2 separate regions of the Homo sapiens genome follow, and region 2 is linked to region 1. A link is a loop called in an ENCODE intact Hi-C map of the cell type or tissue named here. Cell type or tissue: heart right ventricle. All regions are shown on one strand. Region 1 overlaps P3R3URF-PIK3R3 (P3R3URF-PIK3R3 readthrough). Region 2 overlaps P3R3URF-PIK3R3 (P3R3URF-PIK3R3 readthrough).

The links. A loop is a pair of places that touch in the nucleus more often than their neighbours do. Peaks named below come from ENCODE experiments on the same cell type or tissue, not always from the same donor. Only the 100,000 strongest peaks of a DNase experiment are listed, where the experiment ranks them.
Region 2: a loop joins it to region 1, with 1.9 times the contacts of the local background. A loop is called at or near these places in 11 of 110 quality-filtered maps.

The regions. Positions count from the first base shown.
Region 1 is chr1:46,113,843-46,116,342 of GRCh38, reverse strand. The region is part of intron 1 of P3R3URF-PIK3R3 (P3R3URF-PIK3R3 readthrough); the gene reads left to right. All of the region lies in intron 1 of PIK3R3 (phosphoinositide-3-kinase regulatory subunit 3), which reads left to right. Among named protein-coding and RNA genes, the nearest start is that of PIK3R3, 18 kb to the left of the region's middle. In heart right ventricle, no CTCF peak of the experiment used is centred here; no DNase peak of the experiment used is centred here; H3K27ac peaks cover 1,119 bases.
Region 2 is chr1:46,063,679-46,066,178 of GRCh38, reverse strand. P3R3URF-PIK3R3 (P3R3URF-PIK3R3 readthrough) reads left to right here. Exons shown (of 10, transcript NM_001303427.2): 5 at 1-125. It overlaps PIK3R3 (phosphoinositide-3-kinase regulatory subunit 3), which reads left to right. Exons shown (of 10, transcript NM_003629.4): 5 at 1-125. Among named protein-coding and RNA genes, the nearest start is that of PIK3R3, 68 kb to the left of the region's middle. RefSeq lists an enhancer at 536-585. In heart right ventricle, no CTCF peak of the experiment used is centred here; no DNase peak of the experiment used is centred here; H3K27ac peaks cover 739 bases.

The sequences.
Region 1 (2,500 bases):
GACGGCGTCTCACTGTGTTTCCCAGGATGGTCTCAAACTCCTGTCCTCAAGTGATCCTCCTGCCTCAGGCTCCCAAAGCAGTGGGATTATAGGCATGAGCCACTGTGCCTGGCCTATTTTCATTATTATTGATAAAACTGGGATGCTTTGTGGCTCATCTCCATAGCGTCCCATTCAGAGGAAGAACCAGCCTAATATTCAAATTAAATTGAAAAGTAATTTAAGTATTTATTCCATCCTCTCAAAAATGCCAAAGGGGTTTACATTCATAAAACTACAATACTACTTAAAATCCTATTTCTTCATGTTTGGCATGGTTAATCCCAAACTTTCTTCTCTCTTAAAACTTACCAACTCATGACAACTTGAGCAGTCTTATTTTTGCGTTTCTTTTGTAACCCTTCTCAAACCTATTAAGTTTCTATTCCGTGAGTACCTGTCTCCCATTAAACTCTCTCCTTTGCCCGTGTCATTATTCTGATCTGTACAATAAGGGCCAGGAACCAAGAGAGCAAAGAAAAGAAGCTATGAATACTCAAATATAGCAACATTTTTGTTTCTGTCACACTTATCTGTGGTAGAGGATATAATATGTTTTGGCTTTTGGAAAAAAAGTCTGTTTAGTTTTAGAAGGACAACGAGGTGGTTCAGACCTGTTGCAGGACATTAATTCGGGACTTGGAATTTAGTTTTTCTCCAGATAGTCATAAACTATATAAGAGCTGCTATCATATCTCTCTAACTGGGACTGGTTCCTAGTGTTCAGCCCTTGAAATTTAGTATTGCCAGATAAAATATATGCAGTATGGACCATGCAGTATTATTCATTGTTTATTTGAAATTCAAATTTAACTGTGTGTCCTATATTTTTATTTGCTAAATCTAGCAACCTTAATTTAGAGAGAGGATGCTGACTAGGCTGTATTTTCTAGTACATTTTCTATGGTGTTTAAGAGTACATGTGTAACTTGATGTGGTGGATATGAGGATACTTTCAGTTTTGATAACAGAAAATGCAACTCAAATTAGTTAAAACAAAGGGAATTTGAATTTGAATTACATACGCTTATGTAATTGAAAAGACCAAAGGGAGTGAGGGCCCCTGGCATGGTTTGATGAAGGGTACAGGCTTTGGCCCTGTTTTTCTATAATTCTCTTGGCTTTACCCTGTATTAGCTTTTTTTTCTCAAACGGGCTTCCCCAGTAGTACAAGATGGCTGCCTTTGTATGTTTCCTCATTCCTGGAGAGAAAGTAGATGCTTCCTACAAATACAGTGCAAAATCCTAAGCTTGACACTAATTGAACCATCTTGTGCTCCAAAGGATCACTGTCTTAAAATCTGGGTAGCTTTCTGTGTCTAGACCAGTGGCTTTTAAACTTGAGTGTGCATTAGAACTACCTGGAGGACTTGTTAAATTACAGATTGCAGCCAGGCACTGTGGCTCATGCCTGTAATCCCAGCACTGTTGGAGGACCAGGCGGGAGGATTACGTGAGTCCAGGAATTCAAGATCAGCCTGGGCAACATGGTGAAACTCTGTCTCTACCAAAAAAAAAAAAAAAAAAAAAAATTAGTGAGGCTTGGTGGTGTATGCCTGTAGTCTCGGCTACTTGGGAGGCTGAGATGGGAGGATTGCTTGAACCTGGGAGGTCGAGGCTACACTGAGCTGTGATTATGCCACTGCACTCCAGCCTAGATGACAGAGAAGATGCTATCTCAAAAAACAAAAACAAAACACACAAATTGCTAGGTCCTACCCCCAAAATGTCTAGTTGAGTAGGTTCCGTAGGCTTGGTTCCAAGAAGTTATATTTGTAACACGTTCCCAGATGTTACTGATTTTGCTGGTCACAAACCACACTTTAAGAACCACTGTTATGTCAAATCAGGGCCTACTTCTGGAGCTGAGGAAGGGGTCAATCCCACTTAAACTTTTTACCAGTGAGGGGAGGCGGTAAGATGTTTTGGAAGATAACAACAATGTCCACTGAAGAGAGGACTGCTGGTTTTTTTGCATATCTACTTTCTCTTCCCTCTTCCCTCTTATTTAGGTAAGAACTTCCTGATTTTTCTCTTGGAACCACTCCTCCTTCATTTGGAATGATGTGGCTTGGGTGGTTGGCCTAACCCATTGGTTTAAGGGTGGGCACGTGATCTAGGCCTCGTCAATGAGAGCACTTGCATAGTCACAGTGATCAGCCCAGGAGTGAATAGGGCAGTGATCTTTGTAGTTTAGTCAGTGTACGTTACTATACGTTGCTGTTTACTGTCCTGGCTAGGGATATGAAGATTACATAATCCCTGTCCTCAAGAAGCTCAGACTGTAATTATGAAAGACATATCTGTAAATATACCCATGCATCGCTCCTCTTTATAATTCCTTCTCTTTCTCCTGTCATCTAAGATATATTTTTAATAGATACTGTACTACCTACCACCTTTATAATCCTTAACCATACTTATTATCGTTTAGTGTCTTTAGTCCTCATTAAATTATAAA
Region 2 (2,500 bases), 50 kb after region 1:
ATCAGTTGGTAAAAGAAGATAATATTGATGCAGTAGGTAAAAAACTGCAAGAATACCACTCTCAGTATCAGGAGAAGAGTAAAGAGTATGATAGGCTGTATGAAGAATATACTAGAACATCCCAGGTTGGTATATTATGTTGTTTTTGACTAATATGTGTGCAATGTTTTAGTTACATCAAATTTTCGATCATTCACTTGATGATCTTTAGCTGTTTTAATGTCTTAAAGGCTTAAACAGCCTTTTTGAAACTTTAATGATATAAATTCCCCTCCCTTCTTAATTGGTTAAGGATATAATTTGTATCAGTTAATATTAACTGGTCACAAGTGACAAAATAAAACCAAAGGCTTCAGATAGAAATTTAGTTTTCTTTCATGTGTATATAGGCACTACAGGGGTGTTAGGGTAACTCCACCATCCTCAGAACTTATAGACATTTTCTGTCTTGATGCTTTGCTATCTGTGGAAGAGGGCTTACTCTAATATCAGCCATCACAACCATATTCTAGTAAACAGGAAGTAAGAATAGGAAGGAGAAAGGAAGGTTCTCTATCTTTAAGACAACTTCCTAGAAGGAGCACACTCTGCTTTCACTTTTATCCCACTGGCTAGAACTAAGTCACATGGGCATACCTAGCTACAGGTCACAGCTAGCTGTAGGGGAGGCTGAGAAATCTAGTTTTTATTTGGTCAGGTGTGTTCAGCTAATGTGGGGATTTACTGAGGAAGAAGGAGCTGATGGATGGAAATTGTGGGCTTACTAGTAGACTTAGTTAGCTACACAGTTTTTAGATCATTAACTTTAATAGCCAGTAATACTTTTCATATTTATGATATAGAGCAAAATTCTGTTGAATAATCTAGTTTCTTTCCTAGGACTTCTTAGGCCTGACTACTTTTTAGATTGTTTTTTAGCTAGACTTGGATTGGTTTAATTTGCCCTAAGTTGTTACATAGTTTGTCAAAAGTGTTTGGAATTTTGATGAAGGTGAATATCTTCAGAGAAGTTTACCTTTTATAATATTTGGGTAGAAGTGGCTTAGGAAAATGTATTTAACTGTATTTCTCATGTACATTGTCTTGGAACACAGGTTATTATTTTGAATATCAAATGATTTATAGAAGCATTAGTCTATGTTGATTCGACTTAATTCCTAGTGAATTCTTAGTGCAACAATAACTTACCTTGGGCTCTTTCTAGTAGATAACAATAATGGATTTTTTTAGTGTTTACTTTCTGTTTCATGAATTTCTGCTCTTTCTAATTTTTTTCTGCTTGCTTTCAGTTTAATTTTCTCTTTTCCTAGCTTCTTAAGGTGGAAATTTTGTTCATTGGTTTAAAAACTTTCTCTTTTCTAAAATAAGCATTTAAAGCAATACATTTTCCTTTAAGCACTGTGTATATGCATCTCACAAATTTTATCATACTGTTTTCCTTATTATTCAGTTTTTAATATTTTCTATTTTTTGTGATTTCTTCTTTTGCCCCTTGTGTTTTTAATTTCTAAATATTTGGGACTTTCAAATATTTATTTCTAATTTAAATTAGTTTTGTTGTTAGTAAATATATTCATTAAAGTTATATTCTTTTGACATTTATTGACCTAAATTTTATTTTATTATTGATATTTTTATGAGACAGAATCTTGCTCTGTCGCCCAGGCTGGAGTGAAGTGGCACCATCTCAGCTCACTGCAACCTCCGCCTCCCGGGTTCAAGCAATTCTCCTGCCTCAGCCTCCCGAATAGCTGGGATTACAGGCGTGCACCACCATGCCCGGCAAATTGTTGTATTTTTAGTAGAGACAGGGGTTCATCATGTTGGCCAGGCTGGTATCAAACTCCTGACCTCAGGTGATCCGCCCATCTCGGCCTCCCAAAGTGCTGGGATTACAGGCGTGAGCCACCGTGCCTGGCCAGCTCTTTTTTTATTTTTATTTTTTATTTTACTTACTTATTTTTTTGAGACAGAGTCTCACTCTATTGCCCAGGCTGGAGTGTAGTGGCACGATCTCGGCTCACTGTGACCTCCATCTCCCAGATTCAAGTGATTCTCTTGCCTCAGCCTCCTGAGTAGCTGGGATTACAGGCATCCACCACCATATCTGGCTAATTTTTGTATTTTTAGTAGAGATGGGATTTCGCCATGTTGGTCAGGCTGGTCTTGAACCCCTGACTTGAAGTGATCGACCCGACTCAGCCTCCCAAAGTGTTGGGATTACAGGCGTAAGCCACCGGTGCCCAGCCATAAACAACTCTTTAAGAAGCTTATCTGTGATTTGAAGAGAGTTTTGGAATAAGAATGCTTTTTTTTCAAAGTGTTGTTACCAGAGCTTGTTTATATGCTGCTAAGAAGGAACCATTAGACTGGGAGAGTTAATGATGTAAAAGGGGTTAGCTGATACGATAGAGTGAAGTACCCAGAAAGGAAGGGGAGCTGAGACCCAGAGCACATGTAAATAAAGGGAGGGGAAGGAAGAGAGGAGGTGAACAGGTAG